3 separate regions of the Mus musculus genome follow, and all the other regions are linked to region 2. Evidence: chromatin loops called from intact Hi-C (ENCODE). Cell type or tissue: left cerebral cortex. All regions are shown on one strand. Each heading gives the region's core, and the rest is flanking DNA. Links, peaks and the distances in the headings are about the cores only.

Evidence for each region. Peaks named below come from ENCODE experiments on the same cell type or tissue, not always from the same donor. Only the 100,000 strongest peaks of a DNase experiment are listed, where the experiment ranks them.
Region 1: it touches region 2 in a loop (2.9-fold over the local background); 2 of 42 quality-filtered maps call a loop at or near these places.
Region 3: a loop joins it to region 2, with 6 times the contacts of the local background. A loop is called at or near these places in 38 of 42 quality-filtered maps.

Annotation. Positions count from the first base shown.
Region 1 is chr14:118,432,122-118,443,065 of GRCm38, forward strand. No RefSeq gene overlaps it. Among named protein-coding and RNA genes, the nearest start is that of 1700044C05Rik, 72 kb to the left of the region's middle. In left cerebral cortex, for the core only: a CTCF peak has its summit at 4,841; DNase peaks (open chromatin) are centred at 4,822 and 5,385; H3K4me3 peaks cover 1,162 bases; H3K27ac peaks cover 379 bases.
Region 2 is chr14:118,585,818-118,596,761 of GRCm38, forward strand. It overlaps Abcc4 (ATP-binding cassette, sub-family C (CFTR/MRP), member 4), which reads right to left. Exons shown (of 31, transcript NM_001033336.3): 18 at 10,863-10,944; 19 at 8,945-9,091. Mir6391 (microRNA 6391) reads right to left here and starts at 6,655; the gene lies at 6,552-6,655. In left cerebral cortex, for the core only: a CTCF peak has its summit at 5,886 (motif pointing left); DNase peaks (open chromatin) are centred at 4,037 and 5,885.
Region 3 is chr14:118,204,310-118,215,253 of GRCm38, forward strand. Gm31981 (a long non-coding RNA gene) reads right to left here and starts at 7,396. Exons shown (of 2, transcript XR_383764.2): 1 at 7,155-7,396; 2 at 6,112-6,993. 4933431J24Rik (a long non-coding RNA gene) reads left to right here and starts at 6,656. Exons shown (of 5, transcript XR_383762.3): 1 at 6,656-8,190; 2 at 8,644-8,738; 3 at 9,078-9,352; 4 at 10,204-10,368; 5 at 10,633-10,944. In left cerebral cortex, for the core only: CTCF peaks have their summits at 3,210 (motif pointing right) and 5,498 (motif pointing right); a DNase peak (open chromatin) is centred at 5,514.

The sequences.
Region 1 (10,944 bases), core at 2,784-7,783, 150 kb before region 2:
CTACCTTGATTACTTTTAATGCTACTAGACATGTGTAGTTCAGAAGTAAAAGCGGGAGTTTTCTCAGCAGTTAAAAGTTCTTCCTAACTGCTCTTGCCTGAAACTAGTGTTCAGTTCCCAGCACCAACACAGTGGCTTACAACCACCCTTAACTTCCATTCCAGGAAATCCAATCTCCTCTTCCGAAAACCAACACACACACACACACACACACACACACACACACACACAGACACTCACACAGACACATACACACACACATATACACACACATAAACACACGCACATATATACACACACACACACACACACGGGGGAGAGGGAGAGAGAGAGAGAGAGAGAGAGAGAGAGAGAGAGAGAGAGAGAGAGTCAGAGACAGACAGAGACAGAGAGGCATACACACAGTAATTTCAAAACAAGAGAACAAAAACAAAATGTCCTGGCCTCCTGTGTTGGTTAGGTTGTTTGTTGGTTGGTTGGCTTTTGTTTCGTTTTGTTTTTTGTCACTTTTACACAAACCAGAGTCGTCTAAGAGGAGGTAACCCTGACTGAGAAATACTGCCAACAGAGTGGTCTGTAGGCAAGTCTATGGACATTTTCTTGATGATTGATGTGGAAGGGTCCAGGCCATTGTGGGTGGCACCATCCCTGTGCAGGTGGTCCTGTGGTGGATAAGAAAGAAGACTGAATTAGCCAGGAGGAGCAAGCCATTAAGCAATCTTTTTCCATGGAATCTGCTTCAATATTTGCCTCTATGTTCCTGGCCCAAGTTCCTGCCCGGATTTCTGTTCATAATGAACTGCAATGGTAAGTGGAAAGAATTCCTTTCTTCCCCAAGTTTATTTTGGTTTTGGTGCTTATCATAGCAATAGAAACTTAACACCCTCAAACATGGGGGAAGTTTATGAAAGTACTCGATACTACCATGCGAAACCCAATGAAACCCAAAGAAACCCATTTCTTTAAGAAATGTCTCTCCATCCTCAGCACCAAGGATGGGAGAAGTTACTCAACCTGTCAGTGTTTCTGAGCAAGCCCTGTTTTCAGAATCTATGATAGGAATATTTGCTGACTTTGTCAAGACTGGCTTGCGAGGGAAGTTTGGGCCACATGCAGGAAGTGAGCGCTGTTTGTTCCTGGTAAGGACGTTTGGAATCGTTAGGTTCTCCCAAAGCTTGGCTTGTGAAGGATACAAAATGTCAAGTGTTAAGGATACAAGATGTCAAGTGTTAATGATACAAGATGTCAATTGTTAATGATACAAGATGTCAATCAGGAGCACTCACTGATTTTCCATGAATACTTCCACTTTTGTGACCTGCAGCCATCTCTTGAATCTCATCTATTTAGGGAGACTCGGAGGACAATGAATGGAAGGGTATTAATATTTCCTTTCTCACCTCCTGAGGGTTCACATTTTTCAGGAGAAGGTGACATCAATGTGAGGCTTACCCGTCTTAAGCCTTCAGAAGCAGGTCTTCTTGTTTAAAGATTAGATCACCCCGTCGTCTTCCATTGTTTTCCCTTAGGTTTGCTTCTTTTCTCCTGTTTTAGGGAAGGCCAGCTCACCATTTTTAAAGGGTGATGGACCATGTCAGGATTTGAAAAGTGAAAGGAAAGAGATCAGTTTGGATTTTCTCTCTCTCTTTGTGTGCTCCGAAGCTCAATAAACTTCAAGTGGCGACTGCAGGTAGAGGGTAGCAGAAAGCTTTTGTGTCCTTAGAAAACCTGGGTTTCAGCTGAATTACAGAAGAAGGCAGGAACTCGGGGTAAAGTTCGAATAGCCCTGTTACTTCTTTCCATGTCAATGGGCATTTATCAGCCACATTCCCTAGCTGTAAGACTCGGTGTGTTTGAGTATCGATTAAAAATTTAGAGAACACAATGTAAGCTTATCAGAAACACGAGGTGAGCTTGCTGTAGTGCACACAGCTCTTGGTGCCCTCTGTGCTCAAGCCCATGGATGTTTCTGAGTAGTGAATAAATTGTCAAGATGGTTCAAGAACTCCATGTGAAAGAATCAGTCCAAACTCTGTTAATCTTCCTGCTATACCTGCTGTGTGTGTGTGTGTGTGTGTGTGTGTGTGTGTGTGTGTGTGTGTGTGTGAACGCACACAAACTTGTGCATTTGAAAGACTGAGCAAAAATGTGGAGCTTATTCCAGTATTGTTGTGAAGATCCTTCAGAACTTCTTTGCCCTTATTTGGTGGGTGGGGCCTTCTATTAAGGGAAAGCAATTTACAAAGTAAGTCCCTCACAGGGCAGATGAGAAACAGGCTGGTAAAGAAGATGTGTCTTTATCTTTGTAAGCTTATCTAGAATATGGGGATTTCTCTAGTCTATGTTGATAATATGCAGCTAAGCAATATTTGTCAGTTCCATGTTTGTAACTATATTTGCCTCCTCTCCCCGTTTTATTACCCAGTTAGTATGTGCTACAAGTAGAATGGCAACTCAGGGGTTAAGATATTAATTTATTAACATTGTACTGCTTCAATCAGTTGGCCCTGTGGAGGAGCTGGAGGGAGGTTGTAAGGAATGCTGTCAATCATGGACTGAATAGGCTTGAGCTACGCGCCCATCTGTGGAGCTCATCCACCTTGGAAAACACTTTCCATTCCGAAGTTCTTAGCCTATGGCTCCGTTTCCCCTCTCAGAGAGTTGTGTGTATCAGAAATAACTGAGAAAAATGCCATGTGGGTTAGGATCTCAAGACAATATGTCTATCAAAGTCCAGGACAACTGGACAATGGATGGCACCTTCTCTTTGCTGTGACTGTCCAACATGGTCAGATAATAATCTGTCATCAGCGGCTGCCAGCTCCCCTCTCCCTTCCCCTTTATTTCTTTCGGTTCAGCTTCACATATATAACAAGGGAGGATGAATGAACTGTACGTAATCACCAAATTCTCCAAACACATGCAGGCTTCGCCCAGTGTGTAGGCTGTGCATTGCAGGTTGTTGGTGTAGCTAGCAGACAGCCATCATCTATTGTAAACTTATTCCCACAGGATTGCACAAATTCAAATTCAAATGCTGTGCCCTAATATGTTGTCTGAGGTGAAACATTCTTGGTTTCTCCATTGCAAAAGAGAACAATGCCTTTGATTGTAGGGTATCTTTGAGAACTACCTGAACCACCATAAAGCAGTAGACATGGAAAAGACATCAAATTTGTGGACCACCAGGTTTCTATAACCCCAAAATGTTGTAATTAAATATTTTCATCTGGCTAAACAAATTAATTTGATTAAATATACAAAACCGTTTTCTCCTAATATCAAAAAAACAAAACAACAACAATCTGCATTAAGAAATTATCATGGCTTGCTATACAATTGCAGCCATTAGGTCGCATTTCCTTAACAATGCCTGTGGTTTTCTCTCTACTGCTTCTTCAATGACAATGTACCTTCCCATCTAAGTTCCCAGTGTGCTGCCTTCTGTAACATATCTTCAGATTAGAAGCAAGTTTGTTGCTTCATTAATACAGAAGTTACATATTGATCTAATTAAAATGTTTTTTTAAGTCAGGACCACAATAATAATGGTATCAATTATTGCAATTTGTGCAGCTGGAATAGATACATAAATAGGTAAGCGTTATTTTTTTCAATATTACTGGTGGAAAATGAATTTCAGACGTTAGGACCTGGGAGAGTCAGACGCTCCAGCTGCCGGGTGAAGGCCCCTCCCTCGGTTCTGGCCAGCAGCCCTGACATCCCTGCACAAAGTAATCACAGATCACAGCATTTAATCACGGAAGACAAGCACTCCAGAGGACAGCGGTGTCAATATCCCACTCTCTCATTATCTGTTTGGATTGCACATCCACACTGTCAGATAAACAGAGTGGAAAATTAAGATTAAAAATATGGTAATTTCATTTCAGGCAGCAGGCACCACTCACTGCCCCTATTATGCTATTGATTACCTCTGAATTCAATTTTTCTTTCAATGCAAACTTTAATCTGTTTGCTACCCAGCAATTCAACTCCCCAAGGGCTATTTGAGAGTAAGTAACCATTTAATCTGATGCTAACTGAAAAATCACCGTCCTTAATGAATTGTGTAAATCATTCAGCTCGCAAGCACCTTTGACTTCTATTTCATTTTTTATTTTCCACTCAATATAGGAAAGGATCGGCGTGTGAATAATTACAAAGTAGCAAGTATTTTTACATAGCGCAAATATGATAAAAACCCTATTATAGTGGGGCATGTGTAATGAACAGTACTTTTTAATTTCAAAATAGCTATTCATTAAAAAAAGAATGGAAGATTAAAAAGAGAGGCTCAAAGCTCCAGGTAAAAGTTGATAGACATTGTAATTACATGGTTAATTTCAAAGATTTATATGCTGTTATGATTTAAAAGGAATTTTTATGACCTGACATTTATATTCGAGAAGATTTTTTATTTAAAACTAATCTTCGAGCTCCTGCTCTTAATTATTTCTTGGCAAACGATAAATGGGAATACAAAAAAAATGCCCTATATCAAATTTTAAACTGAATAAATGCATGCGAATTTTCCAACAGCAGTAAAATGGTTTTACTTATTTGAATTGCTTCACATTGAGATTCCAGGATGGGGGAATTTGTGGGAGATAGCGCTGCAAATTATTGGCCCATTTAAGGGAGCAGCAATCTTAACCGCCACACAGCGTTTATGACACTTGAAAATACCAGATCGCAGAGAGGGTTTTGCTCGGGCGATTTGATTGTCTTTGAAGTCGGCCTTCGGAGTTTTCAACAGGTCTCTTGCCTGCTGGTCCCAGATCCGAGGGCTCCGGGGAGCAGGGGGTGGGACGCTTGCTCGGCTTGTCTCTCACCCCGCAGCTGCAGCGCCAGGGCGCCGCGGGTGGCAGCAGCTGCGAGGTGTCTGCAGGGATGCGCGGCCGAGTCTGGGGCGCCCCGGCGGCCAGACGCAATCATCCGCAGCTCCCTGCACACTGTTAGCAACCGGCTTCCCGAGGTCGAGCCCGTGAATCCTCCCGACAGGGCAAGACTCCGGCCCTGCAGCGGCCGCAGAGAGAGGCACTGGAGTTCAGCACCGTCCACAGCCCTGCCAGTACTGGCGTCCTTCCCGCTTGGCCTCGGCGGGGGGTGGGGGGTCGCCGCTGCTTGTCCCTCTAGCTTTCTTCTCTATTTTCCCGCTGCCATGCCGCACCGCGTATGGGAGACTGCAGGCCAGAGAGGCCCAGGTCCTCCTGCATCCCCATCCTTCTGCACCATCGGGCCACCCCACACCCCACTCTCCGCCACCGCGGTCTTTAGCTCAGCACCAGGGAGCCCTTCACCAGGGGACAGGCAGGAGCATAAGTGCGGATAGGAATGGAGGGGATCTTGACGGGAACAGATTGCAGCTAGGAGCCCGCGACCAGTAGAATCCAATGCTTCCTTAAAGAGCCTTGTCGTCCCTCAGGGTACTGGGGACACTGGGCGGGCGGAAACTCCTGGCGCTAGGCTTTGCAGTTCCGAGAATGAGGATGGGGCAGGGAGGTTCCTGGTGCGCGCAGCTCGCAGTGATTTTTTTAGCCCTTTAGGAGGGGGCTGAGTGAATTTCCACGGTGGGTACCCTTAGACCACCCCTTTTCTGCACCAACTCCGCACCAACTCGCCGCTCCAGCCTCTCTCTGGAGGGCTGGCTGCTCTGCAAACCCGCTGGAGTCCTGCTTTAAGCCTGTGCGTGCTGGCTCTGGCTGTCTGCTGACAGGCAGCCTTCAACTCAGGACACTGTTCCGCCCGCATTCAGGGGCCCTAGATCTTCACCGGACCCCACCTAGAAATTTCCATCTCTGCATTCCACGTTTCGGACGGGGGCGGAGGAGGGTAAAGGGGGGCGTTAAAGAGAACCACGTGAGCCCAAAGCAGGGGGGGTGGTCCTTTCCAGCTCTCTTAAAGATGGCCTTTTGCTCAAACTCTTGGTAACTTACGACTCTACACAAAGCCAGGTCCCTGGAAGAGTTTAGGGAGGAAGGTACCAGAGTCAGTTGTGCTGCCAGACATGGAGGCTATAATTTTATCCCGGTCCAGTTTGTTCTGAATTTGAGCTGGTGGTTTTTTCACGCAGCGAGGACAACCTTGCCATTAGTCGTTATTACTTTACAACCTTAAGGACAATCCATCTTAACCTCCCGGATGGCTGTGGTCCCCAAATCAAAACCTTACTTTTGCTCTGTGGATTCATTCCATTTGCTCAAAAATAGAAGAGCTCTAGGTTTGGTTTAGTTGTTGTTATTGTAGTTTCTTAAATCAGCACTGGCAACGACTTATTTTATTCTTTTAATATCATTTACTAGGTGTTGAATACTAGACCCTGTGCTAGGCAAGCAGAGCCTGTTAAGGTTCAGGTTGTTTAAAAAATCTTGATGGAAGCAATGAGAGCTTCACACATTTCAGTGCACGCTGACCTCCTAATGGGTATAGGAACTTGTTTAAACTTCCCTGTGAATCACAGCTTAAAGACCAGATCCTAAGCTTTATGGACTACTGGGTATTGCCCAAAGTATAACCCTCAACCCAGTACCTGGGACTCTAACCTTTAACCATATGTGAAATGGTAACCTTTAATTGGCTAGGTCAGAACGCTAGGAAATCTGGTGTGCTTTTATGTAAAACATACTTTGACCATACATTCATGCCCATGTGCCATGCGTGTCTACTTTTTTTTTTTTACAAGTTCTTTTGTTTGCTTTACTCCCCAGTTTTTCAAAGGGTACCATCTCAGTGTGGTCCACTAGGCAGCACATTTTCCAATTCTTAAAATATCGAATTATATACAGTCCTCTAATGGGAAACAAGAGGAAGACAGCACAGCTTGTTCTGAGCTTTGCTTTAAAATTCCCCGAGCCAATTTATTTTTTTTAGCTCTTGACTTTAAAAGTCACTCTCTCACCAAGAAGAACTCAGTATCCAGAAGCTGAGCCCCTTTTAATGTTCTCAGTTTGAAAATGCATGCAAAATCATACATTTGTAAGTGCAGACCTGAGAAAAGTAATGCAAATGGGGTATTTAGTAAGGGCAGAACTCCTCTAAGACAGTGTCAGAGCCTGGTGGGCTGTGGGGAAGGACCAGAGTGCCATATCTGCCCATCCCTCTTCCCCCTAAGGTCCCTAATCATGGTGCAGCCTTGTGATCCTGAAGACCAACGCTTAGCATCAAAGAAGGTGAGCATGCCTCTTGCAGTCACCACTTGCATGTGTGCTTTTAAGGTCTGTTTTAGGTTGTGAACCATTTTTTCTTTCAGGTTCGGTGTTGTGGGGAAGGAATTGTTAGGAGTTTGTTAAAAATACTAAAACAAGCAATCAAAAAGTTGCTACTCTTGGCTTTTCCCCCCTGTTGCTTTATTTATTTGTGGATATTTTCCTCTCTGTCTCTCAAACAAAGTTGTGAGACAGCCACACGTGAGGCCATAGAACACACAAATATCAAGTTTCCCTGATATTAAAATCTAACAGCACAAATAGGAAGTGGGAGAGAGAGAGAGAGAGAGCGAGAGAGCTATCACTGCCACTGAAACTGTTAGGGTTAACCTGACCAGTCTGTTTTCATTGGATTCTACCAGTGAAGCATTCCTCAATCAAAAGCAAGCCTAGGTGCTCACTGAGTTGACCAGAAAAGAAGGCATAGTGTCCATGTGAGCAGCTCTCTCTGCAGAGGGAATCTCACCCAGCAGACCTCAGAACCAATAGCTTGCCGAGAAAGCAACTGCTCTGCACTGGAACTCACGCTGAAAATAAGATGAGGGATGCTGTTGTTCGTCTAAATCAGAGCAGACTATTCACCTTCTGCAGGGTTATTGGAGACAGGCATGCAGGCCAACGTAAGAACAGAATCCTCACAGAGAAAGGGGTAAGCTCACCCGAATGAAGAGCCGAGGAAGAGACATGCCACCCCGGTGTGTTGGGGCTCCCTTATTCCTTCATTTCTTCAGCAAATGTTCAATAAACACCTACCAGCTCCAGGCACTAACCAAGCCCTGTGGGATCCCAAACCTTCCGAAGTGGTGCTTACACCGTGTTTGTCAAATAAGCACCTGCCATTGGTCACTGTTGCTAGAGCAGCATACACAGCATAACTCGAGTGTCACCAGGTGCTAGGGTCAGGTGTTCTTTTAGGGCTGACTCATCCCGTTGGCCAATGGAGGATCAAAAACATTTAGACTGGAGTTTTGCCCATTCAAATTTAGTCCCCCAAAGCTGTTTAGAGTTGACGACTTTTCACTAGAAGAGAGGAAACTGCCCCTGGTGCTCGAAATAGCAACGGGTATTAGAAATAGTCCTTTTAGTGCGTGAAATGACACTTTATGGCAGGTGTTAGGGTATCCCTACAAATGAGAAACCTGAGGTTCAGCACTGCTAAACTTCTTACTTGACGCACATTGCTACTGAGTTGAAGCCAATTTTGAATCTAAGTCGACTTTCCCAAGTCTTTCTAGCATGAGACTCCATGAAGCTCATCTCTGAAGCTGTCTGTGTTAAAAATATGGGTAAGCAATGCCTGTTAATGGGTCATTTTTTTTAATGCCAGTTCTTACATCAAGGCACAGCTGTAGCTTCATTATTGCTGGTGAAATGGTTAACCATTCTCCTTTTGTTTTCTCGCTTGAATTAACTTTACAGAAATTGTCTGAAAATAAGAATTTCTTTATTTATAGATGTCATTAATGATGTGGTTTCTGTCCCATGTCTCTAGTCTCTAGGAAGAATTTCAATTCTCAAGTTGAATTCTCGGATCCTGGCTTGTGTGTGTTATTCTACCATGTCAAATATTGGGTTTCTTCTAGTTAAGCATTTCTCCAAAAAGAACTCGATTAATATGAGAACAACATCTGAACCATTTCCACAAATAACACCTTTCACATAACTCCACAAAAATGTTATAAGCTAATCTGTTCATAACAAGGTCCCAAAAAATCTTCAGCCTGGATGTCAACCTTAGAACACAAAAGGCCTTAGCCATTTAATTACTAACCTCCAGGAAACCATGAACGGAACTTTGGAAGTGGCGGCCAATGGCTGCTGCAGGAACTTCCCAGCTAGGCACTGATTGATGGGACAAGCCATTACATCACAACCGTGTTTAACCATTGAGCTGCTGAGAGCGTATTCCCACAATCCTTTTCCCTTGCTTGGGGACCCTGGGATCACCAATGAAAGGAATCAACTGTAGACATTTTCAGTTGGTTTGTCCAAGAGAATCTAGTATCAGCTCTGTGCCCTGCGAAGGCGGTTGGCTTAGGCCACTTCCATTAAGCTTGACAGCCACAGTTTGGCATTCCTTCTTACCAGCCTGCGGAAGCTAAGATTTTTGTTTTGCCAGCAGTAGGTTTGCACAGAAACCCTCGGTTTATAAAGTGGGTTCTACAACCTATATCTTTCATGCAGGTTACCTTGATATGCCTACCAGGTTGGAAAGACTTCACCTCCTAGAAACTTGAATTTCGAGGAAACTTCAGTTTTGATAGATAGCCCTGCATTTCAGAGAGTTCCTTAAAAACTCCACCATAAGGCTCCAGCCAGACTCACCTTCCTCTGACATGAACCAGCTCCATTTGCAAGGACACCTGTGGAAGGTATCACACCACACTGAGCCGTCGAGGTTCGTATTCACGGCTTCCTATACCCCCCCCCCCCTCTTTATGAACTAGGAGAGAAGCATTTGGCTCTCATTCTCCACGACTGCACTCTTGTGGCTGTCTTTTATCCATGGCTAGATGGAAGAAGGCACAGCCTCTGGGATATTTCAAATTCATGCACAAAAGCCCCTAGCTGTCTAGCGCCTTAAGCTCAGGAACAGAATATCTGGAGCCTGCGTTGTGCTGGGCACACAACTCTGATGTTGGGCCTTGGGTTTTCATTACTTTTTTTGTCAGTGACCGAGAGAGATTCTTTCTCCTTTTCTTATGGATTCATCTGGTCTGTCTCCATCGATGTAAGGGATATTGGACGGATGTTCCACCTTCGTTCCTTCTGAACACTACTGAGTCAGGGCGCATGTGTGGTATCTTCGCCTCCATCCCAGGTGCTAACCTATACTTCTTCCCTTCTTTCCTACTGAATATGCTGAGCTATATCTCTAAACCTGCCAGTCTCCCTTCTCACAGCCTGGTTCTCCACTGTTGGCTGCCACAGCACGCATGTTTATTTAGTTTTCAGTTCACAGGGAATCTTCTCTCTGTGTCCTTCCCTGAGCAGGAAGATCTCTGGCTTTCCCCTCTTCTATCACAGCTCCTCAAACACTTTGAGTGTCTGTCTCGGGTGGCGACCAGAAGCCATGCTTCCACGTGGAAGCGTGTCCCACAGAGGAAACGTGCCCTCCCATGTTTGCTTCAAATCCTGGCACACGAGGATGGACCGTCTAGTGCATACTTGCCTGTGTCTTCTGGCTGCTTGCAGCCCGTCTAAGCACAGCAGCTCACGTGCTGTTCCAAGCTCCTCGGCCTCCTCCTTCAGAAATCCTGGCCTGTTCCTTTAGGATGTGCAATGTAACCCTAATAGCTGGGTGCAGGCAATAGGAGCTATGTATTTCTAGACCACCAATATTAAGACAGCTCTACCATCTGCCCTTATAAAGCAGCAGGTCTCCATTTAAACCCCTCTTCTTTTCCAATAGACAGTAGCAAAGAAACCGTTGATAACTGTGGCGCCAGTGTAGCACAGTGGGCAGGCTGGCTGTCCCAGAAACACTACATCCTGTCACAGGGTCAAGCCCAAGGCAAGGTAGCATAGATGGGGATTGTCGATTCTTACTCCCCAAACCTCAGGATGGCACAACACGTCTTCTCTTTCCAAGTCTGCAAGTTTGCAAACGTATCCCAGCATGGTTTGAAAGCAACTATTTTTTATTTTAGAAACTTGTGCTTTTCACGCTACTGTGAGTTTGCTGGGGCTTCGTGTGGTCTCTGCGTTATCCCAGGTGATGAGGAGGCTGAAGTCT
Region 2 (10,944 bases), core at 3,906-8,905:
AAGCAGTGTTTCCTTGTGCATCTATTCTTGTTGGATTGTTTTCTTTTGTTTTATTCTGTTTTGAGACGGGATTGTTCTTCTACTCCTATGTACTTAAAAGTAATGAAAATGTATTAACCAGGGCTCTGACTATGCCATAAAGCACAGATGATCTACATGTGTGCAATTATACGCGTGACAAAATATATGTCAGAACAAATACCCTGGCACTGAAGTAGCTTTGCAAATGTCCTAGGTACCGGCTGCCGCTGTTCTTAACTGGGCCTCTGATCTCTAGATCAGATCCTAGGCTTCCCTGAGCTCAAAAGGAGTCCAGCCATTGAGCCAAAAATCTCTAAACTTCTGCTTTAAGTTCAGTGAGAAATCGGAAGCTATCCACTAATCCCAAAGTGAGGAGGAGGGGTTGCCGCCCCCCACCCCGGGCAGGGCTACCTGTTCTAAGGATGTTTTCCCACAAGCTGCACGGTGCTCCACTCTGCAGCAAAGGCAGACCTGCAGGCAGGATTTTCCCACCTGGATGACACTGACTGCATGCTGAATAACGTCTGGCTAAAGATTTCCAAACACCCAGAGCAAGTCTAAAATAGACTTTCCAGGTGTTCAGGAGGTTGAAACATTTGCCCACGTGATACAATCTATTAAAATGCAAATGTAAAGAAAAAAAAAAGAAAGAAAGAAAGAAATGAAAGCAAAAGAATTTCCAGACCGGAGAACTTGATTGTGCGATAGCTTTCTACACAACCACAGCATTTTAATAAACTTCCACTCAAAATGCACTTTGAAGCTTGTCAAGTTTTTCTTCTAGATATTAAAGGGCTTCTACTTAAAGAGGGGGATTTTTCCCCTCAAAGATTAATCCTGGTTTCCAAGAATGAGAATACTCAATGGATTATGGCTGATTGCAAGATAATATTACTAAGAGAGGAAAATATCATTGCTTGTATTCTATTTCCTGTTGAGACTTCTAGAAGGCATAGAGTGCACACAAGTCTTCATAAAGGGACGCCCCTGCCCGGTTCCTGGTTTAAGCTGTTGCATGTTGACTTCTCTGGTGGATCAGGAAAGTGTCTGGGTCAGAGTAGAGCCTTCTGAGTCTGCTATAACTCAATAATTGTGATCTTAAATACAGAATCATGTACTCAAGTCTCCAAACTCCATCCTCCCACCAGCATGGTTCCAGTTTGAAAACAATTCACCCTGAAGTACCAGGAGAAGAACTTTTGGAAACCTCATGACATCAGAGCCAGTCACTGATGTCACAGATGCTGAAGAGATCCACTCTGAGGCCATGGATGGGAATGAGTTAGGGGCCTGTGTGAATCTAGAGCTCCACCCACAACTGGAAATTTCCAATTGTGTCAGTACTATGCCGAATCAAAGAACAGTGTCTGGGTTATTTTTATGTTTTTTAAAAAATAATTTGTTGTCTAGGGCTATTTAGGCTTATGCTTGTGAAGATGAGATTTAATAGAGGTCCATAGAAGATAACCAACAGATGCCTGAGGAGAAAAGAAACTCCTCTGCTTACTTGTTGGAGGCCGAGGCCGGGGGACTGAAGCAATCAATCACTGGTCTGTGGCCCCTCCAGATAAGAGCAGAGAACCTCAGTCTGCCTTAACCTCCCACCCTCTACTCGGCCCAAGTCTTAAAACAGATGCGTTTTCACCTGTTTCGTTGGGCCACACAGTTTATAAAACACAACTATGAAAGCAACCCAAACCCCAAGTTATGGGAAGGCTAAAAGTCCCCTTTCACGAACTTTATTGGGTGTTTGACCTTTCCTCTCCTCAGTTGGTAAACATCTAGGGGCCAGAATCATAGATTATGAATCACAGCTTCTGAGGAACCAGTGTTGGCTTTTCCATCCGGGCCCTCCCACTCTGTGGACTCGGTCTAGAGTGATCTATCTGTGATCTCTTGTCAGCTGCTCTCAGGAAAGCAGAGCTTGATTCCATACATGCGCTAACTATAAAACAAAAGGCTGCGGTCATATCCTAATGACCATCAATCTCCATTGTTCTCCCTGGGCGTAGTTTGGGGAGATGAGACTGCACCTACAAAGCTTTCGCCTGCTCTATCAAACCAATATGCGTTTACTCATCAAGTACAAAGTGCCCGATCTTGAGTCAGGGAAATGTGGTGATGAAATAACAGGTACGTTTGAAGACAGCAGGAAGCACAAAGCTAACACAAGACATGGATTTTTAACTATAAAAAAAAAGCAAGCAAACAGAATTCTAGTCCTTACTGACTTCCACACAATACCCCATACTATGCTTTATTCCAGCCAGACTACCCCTAGCTTCAATATTTATTCATGATGAACTTGGTACAGAACTCCAACCCATTTTCTCTGGAAATGTTGCACAAAAGCGGAACTTACATTATGAACATTCCTCAATATAATTTTTGCTCGAAGCACTTCTGGCTCTAGAACTAGCATTGGGGAGAAATCTTTCAAAATACAACACTGTAGGACCTTGCACCTTCAATCCCAGAAGGCAATGGCCAAGGAATGCACACATGCCGAGCTCTAAATGAGCTGGAAACTCAAACAGCACAGATCCCAAATCACTGGATGGCTCACAGTAGATGACACACTTAACATCGTAGGCATAGAACTATCCGCCTTCACAGAAGACATTCACAAGGCTAGCATTAACTCACATACTAAATACTATAAAGAATAACTATCATTCTAACAAGAACTATGATAAACTGGATAGAAGACCAAAAAAATATATATATACTTTATGTGAGATAAAATGTCACAGGCTCAATGATGCCAATATTGAGATTTTTCCCCCGAGTTTTGTTCATTGCAAAATGAGTAACATTTATGATAGAGTGGACAAGGATGAAATATAAATATGCATGTAATATTTAATATATGCCTTAGTGGAAAATAATTTGAAATAATTAAGCAAAATGTCATCCTTTTAACTTTCTGTAATACAACATGATCATCATTTTGAACAAGTTAGCAGCTCCCCAAATCTTATGTTCTAAATGTTCTATTTGACAACTGTGAACACAAAGCTAGCTCGTTCTCTCTCTCTCTCTGTCTCTGTCTCTGTCTCTCTCTCTGTGTGTGTGTGTGTGTGTGTGTGTGTGTGTGTGTGTGTGTGTGTGTGATACTCACCTGCTAGTATTTCCATGCCCAATTTATCATGGAGAAAATCCACAAATAAAGAGCAATAGGAACATTTTAGCAGGTTTAAAACCGTACACTAAAACAGTGTAATGTGTACCAGCTGTAGAAAAGTACTATAATCATGTCAGTTAGAGAGATCACTGATTAAATAACAACCGCAATCAGATGTATGTAACTATGTAACTATTTAAACTTATAACAAAGGCTTTTATTATGCTATTAGCAGTAAATGGGCAACGCCCATAAAATATCACTTAATATCACCCCCCCATAAGAGTTTAAGTACATATAACCATTGTTATGTGGAAAAAAAACATTATTTTTAATACGTGACAACTTGACAGGAATTAATTGCCACACCTACTTCAAACCATTAGCTATTTCAATTCAAACCAGAAAACATAATATTTACGTGGCTATTGAGGATCACGATGATTAACGCGATCTTTTATGTAACCCTTCTGTACTCGCTCACGTTTGTTATTATTAACAAGGAAAAAAGGAGACAGGGAATGTGTGTTTTTGTTTTGCAACAAAGCTTTTCTGCCGATGACTAAGTTCTTCCTTTGAACAGAAAAGGTCTCTTTACTTAACTCATGTACATGTAAATATATTCTTTACAATGTGCATAAAGCAAGGAAAGGGGTTGTTTGGTTTCTTTTTTCTTTTTTCTTTTTTTTTTTTTAACCCATGGGCCTTATGCCAGAATTAAAGCCAACGTGGGCAGGATGAGTCCACGGCAGCTGTCAAGACGCCGTTATTCTTATTTTCAACTTCTTACAGCTCATCCGCTCTCAAGGAAGGGAAACTGTCATCTCTTGTAGCTGTATCCACGGCAGATCTCACTTGAAAGGAAACACAGGGGATGATCTGGCACAAACGGGCATCTCACCCGTTTCCAGCACCACCGCTGAATATTTATGTCGGTGCCAAATGATGACTCCGGTGAGATATTTTAACACGAAGCCGTGCCTTGTAAATCGCCTGAATGATGCTGTGTCAAAACACCTACCATAAATCAGAGGTTTTAAGACCAGTATTTCTTGTTTAAACATGCTACCTGCTCAGCAGAAGCACTTGTGTGAACAGGCATAGATTAATGTGTGCTAAGCAGAGCCATTTTACCTCCACATGTATAGAGCTATAATTTAACAGGCCTATTATTGTCAAGGTAATTTTGACAGTGCTGTATTATACTTGTTAAAATATGCATTTAGCACTAACTCCAGTGGTCACTGGGACTGAATAAACACACGGGTATCCTGCAATTAGATTTCTTCTCTATTGAGGACTTTCTTCTCTTGCTTTTCTGGCAAAGACAAGGTGTGTTGACAATCGGTTTCATCAATGCTGCAGCAAGACAGCCTTTCTGATGGTACACTCCCATGTGGCTTCAACTCTCTTCTCACTTCCTCAGGAGTTCTTTAGCAACTTACCCCAGATTCTGAACGCTCTCTTTCTGGGCTGGAGAGCCAGGAAAATATTAAGACCACTGACAGCCCTCCTCCCTGACAGCCCTCCTCCCAGCCCCTCCCGGATGCAGAGCCTAATTCAGAATAGTTTATGTTTGTGATGTCATCGACAAGCCCAATTTCCCACTCAGTCGAGCTGAGAATCTTAATCACTATGCAATCTCTAGAGTTTTTTTATTAGGATGGGTAAGAGAAAGTCTCTCTTAAAGTCTAGGACTATTGGTGACATTCTCAATTTAATATAATTCACATTAAACATATATAATATAAATATATGTTTAAATAACACAAGTCAGTGTACTTCTTTCCCCTCTTTTCCAGCATTTTATTTCTCACATACTCAACCAAAAATGGTGACTCGGAATTGATACTTTTGTTTAACATCATGTGATGCTGCACACACCAGTGCTCACGCACATGGCAGAAAAATCGGCCATGTGAATAAACACACTGACCACCACCCCAAGATTAACGCTGTGTCTCCCAGAGAAAACAGACAAGCCCGTCAGCCGGCGCCAGCAACTCTCTTTCTCCCACGCAGACTGACAAATGAGTAGATTTCTGTGAACCTGAAGTTGATGCTGTCAGCCATGCGCCTGACCAAAACTGGGCAGCAGAAGACGGGACCACTACCAGCCACTCTCCCGTTTCCAAAAGCAAAAGGGGATGTTGCGTGCCTGGATGGAAAAAAAGGACTGTGGCTTCGGACATCGTGGAAACCAACCTCAAATTCAGTGATCGTCTCCTCTCCCACCTCTCTCCCCCTCCACTCCCCTCCCCACCCCCGAACCCTCATATTTTGAGAGGAAAACAGCACTAAGTCAGAACTGACCCTATAGGAATCAAATACATCCAGCCGAGAGGACCCTTTCCGCCTACTCCTGCGTCTAGTGTTGAGTGGGGAATCGGAGTGTCCTCTGAAATGGTAGGTGTTCCCAAGAAGCAGGTAAGGATTTCTTTAATGCACCTTAGGGAAACTGGGCTCGTAGGTGACTTCACAAATAAAAAAACTCTTCTGAATTAGGCTGTGCACCCCGGAGGGGCTGGGAGGAGGGCTGCCGGTGGTTTGACTAATGTTTCTGTCACAATAAATGGCCAAAAAAGAAAATGCTTTTTAACATTTTCTGTGGAGTCTGACAAGGTACAAAGGCAGAAACTAGGAAGGGGGAATTTCCCAAGAAGGCTGTAACAGCAATCCCAGGTCTCGCTGGGTGAGCGCTCTGGGCTCTGCGCCTGCAATTCTGCAGCTCACGCTGCCCCCTGGTGCTCAGTGTCAGAAGTTCCCGGCTCCAGGCTCCAGGTTCCCGGGTCCAGGCTCCCTGGCAAAGCAAACCTGCTGGGTGTTGCTACTTGCGTTAACACCCTTGACCAGAGTTTGTTTATAAACATCTTCTTGAACTGCAGTGCTACACATGGAAGGTAAATGTTGGTGTGGAAGATCAGGGCTGCAGCTGAGATATGAGGCCCTGTAATGGATGTAAGAGCCACCTCTAAGTCACCTCAAAGGAGAGGGGTGGGGAGCGCTGAGAAGAAGGAAGAGGAAAGAAATCAAGAGGAAAAGGGGAGACCTGGCTTTTGGCAATCTCGGGCCAAAAGAAGAAACCTGTATCTTCAGGTCTGACCCCACTCACTCTCTCCGTTAAGTACCACTCAGTGAACTTGGGGTGAAGGCTCGGTAGCCAGTGTTTTGAGCAGCGTCCAAGGAAAACCTGGGTCTCTGGACAAGGGCAAAGGTCACCCACTGATCAGCACCAGAGCGGAGGGTCTGGAGGACATGGGCCACGAGATAGCAGTACTGAGTAGGGAGCATGGCAAGTCCCATGACTGTAAGACCAAGACACGTCTAAATTACGGCACATGGTCTCTGAGAATCAGAGGTGGTGAGGGGCTCTGCAGGGGCAAAGCTATGAGGCCTCACCTCACGTTTCTGTAACATTGTCCTCCCGTGCCTCACTTGCTGGACACTGGATGCTGGCAAGCATCTTCCTAGTTCCCTCACATTATCTAGACTCTGGGAGGATGCCCAGATGCAGAGATGACGAGGCACTGCAGCTGACCTCAGGGGCTCCTGGGAGCTGTCTGTGAAGCAACACCTTCTAAAGACACGTTGCTTGTGTCTTTACATTGCTCAGCCAACACGCTGCGTAGCCGAGACGGCATGACACAACAGGATGCTTCTGTACCCATTCTTGTTACATAAACCGCTGCAGTACATAAATAATTAATGGTATAGATAGACTATAGATAGCATAATCCATAGGCTGTGTCTCTTCACCATTTTAAAATGTGCAGAATTTTGCTCATATGAAAACGTAAGTCTTAAAAAGTTTTAAAATGTATTTTATTTTAAATACTCCACTAAAAGAGGTAAACAATTCGTGTTTACATTTCTGTCATGTAAGGACTATGTTTGGGGTTCATTAGGGCTCTGTTTTCATTGAAGGAAAAAAATCCTGCTCATAGACTCAGGACAGAGAAGCCAAATGAATCCTTCTGACTTGACATAAAATTAGTTACCCAGGATTTAGACTGGGCCCTAAACCCCTCAATAAATAAGAAAATTGGTACAAGGAAAAGCTTACGATTCTCGAACATGAAGCACCTGGTTAGTAGGACCGGGAGCAGAGTCACAACAGAAGAGCACTGCCTGCTGAGCGTTCCGGGTGGAAGTATAACTCTCAGGTCTAAGCCGAGCAGCGACATCGATCACAGCAGCAAATCCTCCAGCTAACTTCTGACCACAGCCCCAGCCCGACCGCGTGTGACAACTGTGGTTCACAACAATCACGTAAAACAGGAAAGGTCGGAATTCCACCCTACGGGCAAGAACACTGCACTTCCGGTGAACTTCCAGTCACTGTTCTCAGTCGCTGGGAACCGACAGTGGGGCTGAAGCCACTTGGAGCACTGAAAATCTCTCACCTGCTTAAGTCTTAGTTTTAAATATGATAGATACAGACAGTGTCCCCATTTCACGTATGTGAATGCCAAGGTGCGGGGACATTGAGTACCCGGCCTATGAGCACTGCCACAGCCTTAACCAGTGATTCTCACAGGGAGCCAAGACAGCCACAGGCACCAGGGTCTGTACTTCCCACCAACACATCCTACTTCAAAAATTGCTCACCTGACACTATGCAAATGCTCTGCTCTTGATCCAGCAGCTCCTTAATGGCGGCTGTGTTACCACAGTCCTCCGTGACAGGTCCCATTGATTTCCACCTGCATAAACAAAGCTGCCCGAGCCCCACCTCTGACCCCCAGGTGACCACGGTCTGTGAGGATGACTAACGCTTTCTAGGAACTTGGACCAAGGAGCTTCCTGCAGAAGCAAATGGGTCAGAGGACCATCATGGGGGCCGCTATCCGTTCATGCAAAGGCATGATGTCACGCAACAAACGCGTACTTATAAGCCACAGAGTTTAAGGTTATGGAGAAGGAAAGTGGGGGTTGCTGTTCATTTTTAAGACAGTGTTAAAACGAATGTTGTGGTGCATGCCAGCGTCTCAGTACTTGTGAGGAAAAGACAAGAGAGTTGTCATCAGTTCAGGGTCAGCCTGGGCTACATAGTGACTTCCAGGCTGCCCAGGGCTTCATCAGTTCAGGGTCAGCCTGGGCTACATAGTGACTTCCAGTCTGCCCAGGGCTTCATCAGTTCAGGGTCAGCCTGGGCTACATAGTGACTTCCAGTCTGCCCAGGGCTACAGTAGCAAGATACTACCTAAAAATACCAAATAACGAATATATTTATGTTATATCAAAATAAACAAGATAAAATAAAATTTACTAAGGGGTGATCACACTTTGGGGGTTTTAGACTTATCTTCATTATCAGTCAGGTCGAAGTCCGCACAGTTCACGAAAGGAATGGTCGCCCCCAAGACAAGAAGCAAGCACACAGCCCCTCATTTCCGGCTCAGAGGGCGGTCCTTCTAGTGAGACTCTTTAAAAGGGGGTACAGGCCAATGTTGTGTACATGCAGTAGGTGTCTTAGAAACTGTGCGACTACACTCTGTCCGCAAGTTATGTGGGGGGCTCTGGGAGCCGAGTGACAACTGGATTCACAACTCACTGTGCAAACTGAGTGCCCGTGTGCTGTGCCCCCCCCCACACACACACACCGAGATAAGTCCATGCAGCTGATATGTAGATTTGCTATTGGAGGAGAGAAGTATTGGGGAAGCTTACTGTAGAGAATGGGCAGACACGCAGAGGGACTTCCTCCTTTCTCAAAGACCAGAATGCCATCAGACCCTCGTTGCGTGAGTACACGCCTTAACAAGACACATTTACTGGGGAGCTCGGCGGCTGACTTACCGATTGGATTTCTGTCGAAGAACAACACGGGAGCCTTCAGTATGGACTCAAACATCCTGTTGTGCAAAGTCTGGGAAGCGTTCACAAGGATATAGAACACCAGTAGGGATCTCGCTATGCCAAAAAGGACGGTGACCGCAGTTAGACCTGAAATAAAGGAAAGCCAGGATCCTGAGGAAATGACACACTTCCTTCTACAACCCGACAGTTTATAAAAATATCTCTGATCTTCCCCATAAACATCTAGGTTCTACATAAAGACGATGCACATTTATGAGACACACTGACAAAAACTAAGTGGTTTTTTTTCTTACTGAATAGAAAATACCTATGTGCAGATAAAGTATAAACTACAGGCTTTAAAAACAAATTGCATGTCCTACTAAGCACTCAGAGGAAAGATTTCTGCCTGCATATCCCAGCTGGTATTTACAAGTCCCCCAATCTAGCACTGTGGTGGGTTCTGATACCATCATGTGGTGCTCCCCGGGAAGAGGGTCAGACCGGTAAACCCTCCTTGTAGTAAACCCCCTGAGTGGCTTTAAAGAATTTGAAAATATCACATTGGCTTACACACAGGAAAACTTTGAAACGGTTGAATTGTGAGAACATACAAATCATGTTTTAACATAAGATAACTAAATAGTAAACTAGTCACTCAATGCATGTCTCATGGAAACATATCACAGTTTAAATGAGCAGTGTTCAAACTCTGTGTTGCATTAAGGCATTCTTGAACCATTCTGCACGGATAGGAAGTGGAGAGGCATGGTGTGCTGTGTCATGCTACACACAGGAGGCAAGCATTCTATCCTGAGCTACCCCCTAACTCTGCTTCCCTAGTTTCCATTAGCTTGTAGCTCACACTGCTACAAAGACCGGGAAGAGCTGATGTGGTAAACATGTTGCCTTCTAATGAAGCAGCATTAACCCCTGGAGCTACTTAATTCTAAAACTCCATACAGCTGCGTTTTCCTTGGCCGCCCAGGCTACTTGAATAGATAATGGATCTATTTCCCTTTAGGGTTCGCACAGTCTGCCGGTAGGGACGGTAACCAGTCAGTGGATTTAGGTTTCTTAGGGAGACGTCAACAAAGTAAGTTCTAAACCTGGGTGAATGGCTTCTAACAGCGGTAATTCGTGCAAGCCAAGGAAAGCCTGTCTCCCGTGGGAACACTTGAAATTTTAGATGAGGATTTTCTTTTGAAAACTAACTCTATACTTTTTCCAAGCACTCTTGTGAAAACAGAGTGGGGTGTTAATATTAGTCGGGCAAACCAAATGTTAAATGAATCACACAGTCGGAGACGTGATAACATTGTTGGTCTCAAGGTAGGAAAGAGAAGGAGTTTTAATTCCTGCACACTGGGCCTCTCCCTGCTTAGCTTCCCTCTTCGGTAATTAGTGAAGCCCGAGAGATGAGCAGTGTGCTGTAGGGAGCTTTGCATACCTGTGAGGGGATAATGATTTTATTTGGGGGGCCTTGCTGCCAGAGGATTCCATCCAAGTTCAATAAAGGCCTGGGCTTATTCAGTCAGAATTGGAACAATCCAAGCCACAGGGTGGGGATCCGTTTCTAATCCCCCTGCCCATTCATATAATGATATAAGATTTAGCTAAAGCGACCTATTAGAATAGACAATAGTCACATATTTCCAGTGGTTGGTTTTCTGAACGCTCAATCCTAGTTTAACTTTCAAAATCCAGTACAGAGCAAATTAAGAGTCTTCATTCAACCTCTTTCTCCGGGTAGATTTAAAAAAAAAAATTATTCTAATTAATTCACAGAGTAAATGCGACGGAGTCTCCTAATCTGCTAAGACATTACTGAATTACTCCTAGGAGCTCTGGTTACTCACACAGGCCCATCGTAAGCACCTCAGGCCCTCAGATAACAGATCAAATGGCTAAACGTTACCTGCGTAAATTCCTAAGTACCAGCTGAGGTCTAGGGTCTCCGTTATATTTCCATTCGCATTTCTGGTGTTGTTCAGTGCACC
Region 3 (10,944 bases), core at 2,874-7,873, 380 kb before region 2:
AAAATGGGCCAGGAATTTCCCATGAGCCTCTACTCCTTTCTGAAGAGCTGTGGGCAGTTGACGGATGCCAGAAGAAGATGTAGGATACCATTTTCTTCAGTGATGTAGTCATTTGTAAATTGTGCAGGCTCCAGGAAGTAACCCTCTACTCGCATTCATACACGCAACCCTTATTGAAAACCAAGTGTGTCAACAACAACCAAAATGGAAGAGGGACGTGAACCTGAGAGGGATTAGTTGAGAAGAAAAACGGGTTTGGAGGAAGAGGGAGGCTGATGAGGCGAGAATGTAATCACATTTTGTGTGTATAAATTTTCAAAAAAACCAAAATAACTAGAACAGAGACAGTTTAGTTTTCTACTGTTTTCTTGATGGCTCCAGGGTAGGAGGGAAATGTCTTGTGATATTATGAAATTGTGTATTGACACAAAAGATCCCAGAGAAGTGTAAGGAGCAAACCTGTGACGCTCCACATTCCTGCTGGAAAGCTAGAGAAGAACAGAGCGGTTATATAATTACATCATTCCTAACACCAAGTAGACAGTCATGCCACAGAAGCTAGTGTGTGTACCTGACTCTAAATTATATGTGCCCCTCAGACAGGTTTATGTGAGACGGAATGAGGGGCTGAAATGGACAGCATTTCATGAATAGGCAGGAGTTGAGCCAGTGCCTCTGTGGCACACTTCTGCCTCCCAGACAGCATCACCAGCCACACCATCATGCTGGACCACCATAGGCTGAATACCTCAGACAGTACAAGTTTCATCTCTCTGAAAGCCTGAAGTCCTATATCCAGGTGGAGACCCCATAGCTCCTGGTGAGGGCTATTTCTGGTGTGAAGATGTCTATATTCTGGTGTGTCCTCACTTAGGGTGTGAAGAAAAGTCATCTTTTTTTTTTCCAGCTTCTTCTTCTAAAGTCACTAATCCCATTTGGGCAGTTAGGACCCTCATGGCCTAATTCCATGCCCATCATATACAGAGTCACTGAGGATTTAGGCTTCAGCATAGCAGTTTTGGGATGCAAATAAATGTTCAGTGTGTGGCAATATTTTCAGCTCCAACACATTCAATGGCAGTCTGAAACTGAAAATGGAATCGCTAGGTGGAAATCAGAGAGTAAATATGTAAAACTATGTATGTATGATATGTGTGTGAGATGTATGTAAGATATGTGTGTGACATATGTGTATCACGTGTATAGCATATGTGTGTGAGATATGCGTGTACATGAGATAAGTGTTTGGCATGTGTATGACATATGCATATGACATGTGTGTGAGATATGTGACATATGTGTATGACATGTGTGAGATGTGTGTGGCAATGTGTATGTGACATATGTGCGTGAGATATGTGTGAGATTTGTGTGCATGAGATTTGTGTTTGACATGCGTGTGACATATGCATATGACATGTGGGTGTGAGATATGTGACATATGTCTGTATATGTGTATGTGACATGTGTGTGAGATATGTGTGTGATGTATGCATATGAGATATGTATACGACATGTGTGGCATGTGTATGTGACATATGTGTGTGACATGTGGGTGTGTTTATCCGTACATTCCTTTAAACCCTTATTTAAACTTTTCTTTTCTGGAGAATCATCTCATCTCCCAGGAGTTCTCCATTCGTACCCTCCCTGACAATGCTTCTTAGGTTTTTATGTTAACAAAGGTTACATTAGATTGAACTTAGCCTCTAACCAACGTGCTACAGAGCTTTGCTTTATGCAAAGTCAGAGATACGAACTCGAGGCAGTGGAAAGCCTTGCAGTGTCTGGTCCCCAGCCCTTCAGCCTGCTCAGCCATCACTTCGTGCCAGCCAGTCAACCCCCTCCACGGTGGCTGGCCCATGGCACTCAACCCCCTCCACGGTGGCTGACCCATGGCACTCAACCCCCTCCACGGTGGCTGGCCCATGGCACTCAACCCCCTCCACGGTGGCTGGCCCATGGCACTCAACCCCCTCCACGGTGGCTGGCCCATGGCACTCAAGCCCCTCCACGGTGGCTGGCCCATGGCCAACTCAGACGCTTGGGTTCAGATGTCCATCTGGGATTACAGGATGAAACACAAGATGCCGAGTTAATTATAACTCTCAAAGAATTTTAAAATTACAAAACTTTAGTAGAAATATGTAAAAATTTATGAACTTTTACTAAAAGACACTTACTATTAATGTATCCCTATTTTATTCATATCAGGGCACCTCAGTAGTTTAAATCTCACTCACTCAAAGCAAACACCCCGAAGACCCATTATTCTATTGGTCTTCAGAGCACACCATTGTTTGGGTCTTCTCATTCACACGGATGGGTATGCATACACATCTCTGTCCCTGTATTTATTTGATGCAAGTCTGCTTTCCCCATAAATCCAAGCATCATGGTCCCTCTGTTTGCTACTATGCTTTCGAGCCTCTGACACTTACTAGATATTCAGTATGTGCTTGACCATTGACTGGATGTATGAGTATGTGACTGAAACAGGGGAAGTCTTATGTAGATAAATTCCAGGGTTTATTCTAATTAACATATTTGATTGGATATTTAATGAACCCATAGAGATACAGGAAAAGATGCATTGAGCAGGTGGTGTTTCCACAGAACCTTCTGGGAGTCTCATTGTATCTCTAGATGGTGCAGCACACAGTTCTGTTTACAAAGGTGTTCAGAGAATTCTTTATTAACGGTAGCCTGGTCTGACACAGTGCATCTGACCCTTGGAGTGATGTTTCTACTCAACAGTAGAATTCTGACTAGATCTCTTCAGAGAAAATACATTCAGAACATACACGGAGAAACCACCGGAGGCTTTTCAGACCGCTAATGGCTCTAGCAGGAGAATGTCTTCTCACTGAGACTGTAGCATGAAATTCTGGCTGTCCTGCCTGAGGGATTTCTACTAGTGCTGCAGCCCATTACCAAGTGTTGCATCTCAACCTTTGCTTCAAGAACTGTATCAGAGCAGTTAAGTCGGGGCCGGGCCAGATGTAAATGGCGGCCAGTCAACCCATTAGAGGAGAGATTATTATTAGTTTATTTTGCTGGAAAACGTTTGGATCACTTCTTTTCAGCTTTGTAGCTATATGACTAAAGTTATACATAGGGCATTTTTCAGTAGTTATATTTATATATGGCTTTTCTCTTTAAGCACTTATTTATTTACTTATTTTTGAGTGTGCATATGCCCCATATGTATGCAGTACCATCAGAGACCAGAAGAGGGAGCTGGATCCCCTGGAATTGGAGCTACACATGATTGTTAGTGGCAACATAGGTGTTGGGAACTGACCATGGTCCTCTGCTAGCTCAGCAAGTGTCTTTAGCTCCTGAGCCATCTCTCCTGCCTTATACATAGTTTGTGTCGTTGTATTGGCTTGTTTTTTGTTTGTTTGTTTTTAAAATGAAACCGAAACCAAAAGCCAGGTAAATAATAATCCTTCACCTTAGTTTATTTTAATTGCCTCAAGATTGGAACACATTATTTGGTAGCATTTAATTAAGGCTACAGATCATCCCCAACCAATTACACACACACACACACACACACACACACACACACACACACACACACACACACACAGAGCCTCTAAAATCGGCATGTCCACTGTTTCTAGCTGTCAGTCTTTCTTGAATGTAGTGCTTTAAAGGAATAAGAATAAGTATAAATAGCTGAGTGTAGTGGTTCTTGCCTTTACTCCCAGAATCCAGAGGCAGAGGCAGATGGATGTCTGTGAGTTTGAGGTCAGCCTTGTCTAGAGGGCTAGAAGGGTCCCATCTCAAAAAAATAAATAAATAAATAAATAAAGGAAAAGAGAAAAAAAGGAAATTAATATGTAGCAGTTGTTTGTTGGTTATTTCCCATCCATCTCCTATAGTTTTTCACACACACACACACACACACACACACACACACACACACACATATTGTGTACACATGTGTGCACGAAAAAGAATTTTTGCACAGCATTCAGCATTAACTACGCTAACCGGGCTGATGAGGTTAGATTAGGTTCAGGCCACAGTCTGTGCTTAGATGCGGCATCTCAACCTATACTCTGGAGTTCTGTCTTTTTCCAGATAATCACCCAATGCAAATCTCAGTAAGTACGAAGGCAAAGGCAAAGGCAAAGACAGGGTGGCTTTCAGTCACTGCAGCATTGGTTCAAACTTCCAAAGCAGTTTGGAAACTTTGTATCCACTTGTTTAGTAAAAGCTTGGGAAATTTTGTAACTAAAAATATAAGCTCCACCTCAAAAAAACAAAACAAAACAAAACAAAACAAAACAAACAAAACAAACAAACAAAAAAACCCCTCTTGAGTATATAATAGTTTTCTAGCCAATCAGGCTGACTTTTTTATTAAAGAGTAACCTCACAGCAAATTACTGTATCTTCTACAGTGTTCTACAGTGTACTGGAAGGTGGTACAGCGCTCTTTCAGTCCTAGACACCAGCTTAGAGTCCCGGGAAGGAATGTCATGTAGCCCCAAGTCTCTGGGTTCACATCTTTGTCGTAACAGCAGCCACCTTTCATCCAGGATCCCGCAAATTTGAATCCAAGCTGTAGAAGTGGAAGGCGTTTAGCAATGGAGGCAACTTGAAAGGCCTATACTTTGAGGTTTGCTTTGTAGCTTGCGACATGCGTTTACTGTGTTAGTAAGCATGCCAAAGGATAAAATTAGGTGAATTCCTTGCTATAGCATGTCCAGGGAAGTCCAGAACCATTGATTTAAGTGGTTTTGGGAAAAAAAATCAGAACTTGAGTTGTCTACCCAGGTCTAATGTAAGAAATGCATCATAAATATGAGGGACCAGGAGAGGAAAAGGTAGGAGAGGGGGGAGGTGGGGAGGTAGAGGGAGGAGGGGAGAGGGAAGTCAGGGGGAGGAGAGGGGGACGGAGGGAGAGCTTGGAGAAAAGGAATTTTAATTTTATGGAGAGGAAGCATTGTTTTTCTTTGCAGATTAGCAAATAAATTTAATGTGACTGCGCTACTATTTCTGCTAAATTCAATGGATGCTTGCAACATGAATATGTGCTGACATCTCTTTTTTAAATTTAATTTATTTTATTAGCAATGCATTCATGTAGTTCAAAACAAACACTGGCTGGCATATAACAAAAGGTCTCTTTTTTTGTTTCTTTCCACTCCATTCCCAATCCTTCTTCCATGCCTCTTCTATTTTCTTTCAAAGTTTTCAAGATTTTCTTTATATTTGAAACATAACACGTCAGCACTTTTGGAAGTATGCATGAGTGCAAAGAATCTAAACCAAATTGTAACTAACACAAAGCGTTGGTCAGATCTTTGAGTTTCCTAGTTGTTGGACCATCTCACTAGCTCTAGTCTTTTGATTTCAAAATTAGGATTCTATGCTAAAATATTTAAAATTATAGGCATGTCTGTGTAAAGTTAATTATTTTTCCATAGGAAATGAATAAATTTGGGTCCTTGAAAAGTTTCGAAGACGATTTTCTCACTAGGTGGCGCTTGTGTGCCTAGAGGTCTCAGCCTGAGTAGCCTGGCCATCTGCAGATCACCAAGCCTTAAGTGGTTACCATGGAGACCCCCAGTATCATAGAGAAATGGACTTCAGGATTTTCTTCTCGATAAAGAATGATTCTTCTAACTATGTGTCTGCTCTGTGTCGTAATGCAGCCTTGTAAGTAAAGAGAAAATGTTCTTTTTCTCTTATTTATCTGCAAGATGAATTATGTAAAATTCAGGTCCAGGCGAGGAGAAAACTGTCAACTGTGTCTCTGAACTGTAGGACAAAGTCTGAGAACACTGGATTTTTATACAAGGAAGGTGCCTGTCACTTGTGAATAATTTGGAAGATGTCTTCACCTTTCCTTTGAAGATCCCGAAGTCCACTCCCTAATAAAATGCTTTAAACATCTTCTGGTGGTATTACCTTTCTGGGTGTAGAAATGGACTCTGTGTTATAAAGAGTCCAAAGTGATTCATCCATTCGGACTCTTCCCGCCCCATGTAGTGAGTGCCAGATAACCCAGGTATTTCCCTCTGGATACTCTGGATACCCAGTCAACAAGTCGAGAATTCCAAGGCAATAAGAAGGAAGAGAGTGCAACCAAGATAGAGGAGATAGATACTGCTAATTTTTATTAGCTATGTCTTATATCAAAACATGTCTTGATTCACCTGATGTTACCCCTATGTGTACTTGGTTAGATGGCTAGACAAAAATCGGTGTTCAAGCTTGATGGGGAAGTAAACTTCAGTCTCTTGTGGTCCTCACAAAAACCACTCCAGTCAAGCCAGGTGCCTTTGCACATGGCAGACCTTTGTTTCTTGTCATCTGTGTGAAAGGGTACCTCATATTTCCCACGTTCCTCATTCAGATGATGTCTTTCAACCAAACACAATTCGTGATTTTTAAATCTGCGAATCACTTTAAGTTGGGGAACAAAATTCACGTGGGTATGGCTTCATCTACTTGAAATTATTTCGATCTCTGAAAATCAAAATCTGTTGGTCTCTTGTACAAACTGTGGTCTCAGGTCTCATTTACTGAAATGTTCCCTTACTAGTTAAGACTCTCTGGGAAAGATGGGATAAGCAAGTTGGACGGCATCCATTCATTCTTTGGGTAAAGCAGGTCTGGTCGCAACACCAGTCCCATGGAGAAGCATCCAGTAGGCACCCAGGATCATGGGGAATATACAGCAAAGGGTTTGTATGTCCGGCTTCCACAGAGCACGAGAAAGTACACAGCCCAGTTTCCTGTTCTCAGAAGTTCTTAGAATGAAAGTGGGAGAAGAAAGGAGGCTTGAACACAACATCTTCCATCACCTAATGTTTTCTGTTTCCTTTTTCTTGATTCTTCCCCAGAAAGTGGGGGGAGGCAAAAACGATGTATTCCAGACTCCAACGGCTCCCATCATCATGGTGCATACCGTGGAGAGCTCGTTCTCAAGGCTCCTTGGGCGTGAGGATGCATGCCAGCTCCTGCAGTGTCCTGCATGGTGCAGGGACATTAGTGAAATATGAGAAGGCCCTGAGAAGAAAGGAACACCTACTAGCCAAGATGAGGTAGTACATACACTGCTTGTTTCTAAGCTACTGAGGTCTCAGCACATGGTTCTTGTGTTCTAATGAGAATCTGAAGAGCCATCCTACCTGCTGTTTCCCCATGCATGGTATACTGAGCCCTGCTCCTGCGGGCATACTGTGCCCAGCTCCTGTGCGGGTCAGCTTAGCACACAGGCAGCAAAATGCCATGCCTGTGAAGACTCACAGGATCACAGAGGGATAACCCATTCAGGGATCAGGGATTACTGAGGGATAGCCCACTCTCCCTGCTTTAGCCTTCTGCCATGCTCCAACTGTTAGTGACGTCATTGCCCAGTCCCACAGTGCTCTGCGGTGCCCAGAGGAAGAAAGTGGAACAGCCCTCCCTACGAAGGACCAACCGTTTCCAGCATTTCTTTAATCGCATGTCTTTGAAACTGGCCAGATTTAAGTGACCATCTACTCACACTTCATAAATTCCCTTGCACATGGCAAGTCACTTCAGTCGCCCATGTAGGCACTGAAAATAAAAGGGATCGCTGTGGAGAAGCTGTGGCAGTCATCACACTCCTTTTATCGAAATCATATGCTAATTATCATTTGTTTGTTTGTTTTGTTTTGTTTTTGTTTGTTTTTTTCGAGACAGGGTTTCTCTGTGTAGCCCTGGCTGACCTGGAACTCACTTTGTAGACCAGGCTGGCCTCGAACTCAGAAACCCACCTGCCTCCTAATTATCATTTATTAGGAATGACAGGGCGGTGTGGTGTGTCTATAACTAGCGGGTGTGTGTGCAGAGGGATCTAGAAAAGTCTCTCGCTTTAAGATGATACAGTCTGCAAAGAGAGAAAACACAAAGACCTCACAAACAAACCAATGAATCATGCCAGGCCGTGATAAAGACTCTCCGAGGACACAGTTACCCAGCGATGACGTCACAGAAAAGGCAAGAGGGCCTGACAGGGATCTCAGAGGACAAACAGAGTCTCACCAGACCCGACGGAACCGTTCCAGGTGGATGAAGGGTGTGATCGGAGCGGCCTTAGTGGAGTCTGTGGAAACTGGGAAATAGTGGGCCTTAAGCTGGGAATGTGGATTCAGGCCAGAATGTGGAAGGAAACTAAGGCGCTTGGACTTCATCCTAGTGGTAATGAAGAGATAATGAAGATTTTTAATTAAGGGTTTGGCATGATTAAGTGGTGTTTTAGGGAGATTACCGTGGCAGCAGTGAATTGGAGGGGGAGAAACAAGTAAGCGATTAGTTAGGATGCTATTATAATTACCCAGGCTTGAAGCAGCAGGGGTCCAGGGGCAGTGGGAATAGAAAGGAAGGGTGGAGAGAGAGAGATAGCAGGACGGGATGCCAGGACAGTCTTGGTGACTCATGGATGTGCCTGACAGAAGGAAGAGGGAGATCAGCCATGGGGGCGAAAGGTGAATGGGAGCGGTGTAGCTGGACTTGAGTGACTACGGGCATGAGCATGCGCAGTGGGCAGCTACATGAAGATCTAGGACTAAGGCCTTAGGGGGCAGCCAGGATAACCACGTAGGTTGCCACTGGAGCGACCTCTCCATAAGTCAACCTGATTTCTCTCCTCAGGAAGAACTGCAATCCAGTGACTAAGCAGCTATGACAGAATGTGTGTATTTTGGGACGTGTTTCTACATATCAACAGCAAGGCAAGAGGAATCCAGGTCATTTGTTGAATATTTTAAACTTCCAGAAAATGACTTTTTGATAAATCACCCAAATACTTCAAATTGACATTTTTAAAGGCAAATTTCCCAGAAAGTATTCCCAAATGTTTAAATTTCTTCCTTTTGGGGACCTTGGCCTCGCGGCACATAATATTGTTCAATTACAGAGTCGTTTCCATGTCCAAAGTGGCAGAAGCTGTGACCAACTCGGTCACTGCTGCAGGACTCTAGGTACAAGAGCCCTCATAGCCTCCTCCTCCTCCTCGGTCCCTACCTAATTCTCTTATGCAAATTAGCCGGAAGAGAGTCTTCCAGTTATTTTTTTCTTTTAATCAGGGAAGTGCATTCTTCTAGCAAAAGGAACCCACTAGAAGATGCATGACCATCCTTTAGTGCGTTCCCAGTACTGATGGCATGTGGCCACTTGGAATCCCACCAACCCAGATGCCAACTGGCACCTTGCTTTAAAAGGTACCACACTGATCATCAGACTGTGGCTGTGGTACCTGATGAAATAGCTGTGGACTCACCCAGCTGCTGAAGGCTGTCCCGTGTGACTCACAGGTCACTATTTGAGCTTTGCTAAGAATCCAAGCGCCCACACAAGCCAGGTGAGTGAGCTTCTGACCAAAAGTCAGAGTGGGGAAAGAACTCTTCTTAAACGTTGAAAATAAATACTGGAAAAGGTTTAGCTCCACATCAAGAGAGAAAGTGTCCCCATATACCTCTGCACAGTGCTTGGTCTTCTTATGAGGCTCCCAGGAGGTGTTTGGAACTTCTAGATATTTCATTTCTAAAATTAATTTATTATTATGTACCTGTGTGTGTGTGTGTGTGTGTGTGTGTGTGTGTGCCTGCATGCGTTTATGTGTGTCATAGATGTATAGGAATCAGCCAAGGCCAGAAGAAATGGTCATATGCCCCGAAACTGGAGTTAAACACTGTTAGAAGCTGCCCTGTGGAGACCAGGAGCTGAACTCCGGTCCTCTGCCAGAGTTGCTGACTCTCTTTACCTCTGAACCATCTCTTCAGCCCCCATCTAGAGATTTTGAATACGGGGTTCCACTGTGAATTTAGGAAGTCCATGGCATTTTTTTAGTGTGGAGGTCTGGAGAGCGGGATCCATAGCTGGAGGAGTATTGATCACCTTTCCTGACTGCCATGTGCCTGCGGGCACTTTAAGGTTTACTTCCTGTCCAGTCTGCCCTGCCCTCATCCAGAGGCACAGTCCCTAGACTGACTCAGGAGACACAGTCAGCAGCCTGAACCATCTCTAGTTAGGGGTGGGCAGGGGCTGGGCGGAGTTTGCTGAGATTTCCCACCCCAACCACTCCTCACATGTGTCAGGGGAGCAAAGATTCTCACTCCCCAGTTCCGTGTCTTAAGTTGACACCGGTCACCAAGAATCCTACTATGAATCGTGCTTTGTACAAAACGGACAGTTTTTTTATTATATCACCAGGAAGTTCCAACAACCCAGGCAGGATCAGCTTGGCGGAGAGCACCTCCTCTTTCACCCTCTGTAGGGTTATGGGGAAAGCTCTGGTGTTCAACGTGGACCACGACAATCTGGTGAACGCCACAAATCCTGCCGAGCCTGGGATTGCATGCCTTTTGATTAATACAGGTATATACTGAGCATTGTCCTGTCGATCTGCCACTCAGTTAAAAGATTCCCTCAGACCTCTGCAGCATGACCTCAGAACTCGTTTTAAAGCCCTTAATAGCAAATAAATGCTCAGGAAAAAAAAAAGAGGGAAATCCACAGAAATATGTATTTTTATTTTTACTGAGTTGGTTAAAAAATAATTGTTGATGTACCTAAAATTTTAGATATTCCACATTAAGTTCAATTTTAGTACTAAGGTCCTTCCACCTGTATTTGCCGTAGCTTGCTACATTCCTAAGGACTATATAAGGAAACATTGCATGGGCCAGCAAGAGATGGCTCAGAGAGGAAAGGCGTGCCCCCCAAACCAGTGCTCTGAGGTCCGTTCCAGGGAAGCACCTCGTGGAAAGAGAAGGCCCACCACACAAGCTGTCCTTCTACCTCCTCATCTGTACCATGGCTCGTGTCCTCTCTCACTGCCACAAAACAAATAAATGTGACAGTCATAGAAGAAAGGGGACACCGTGCAAAGAAATCTAATTCTGGCCCATTGGAAGCAACCTGACTTGATAGTTTGATCTTAGTTTTCCTTCA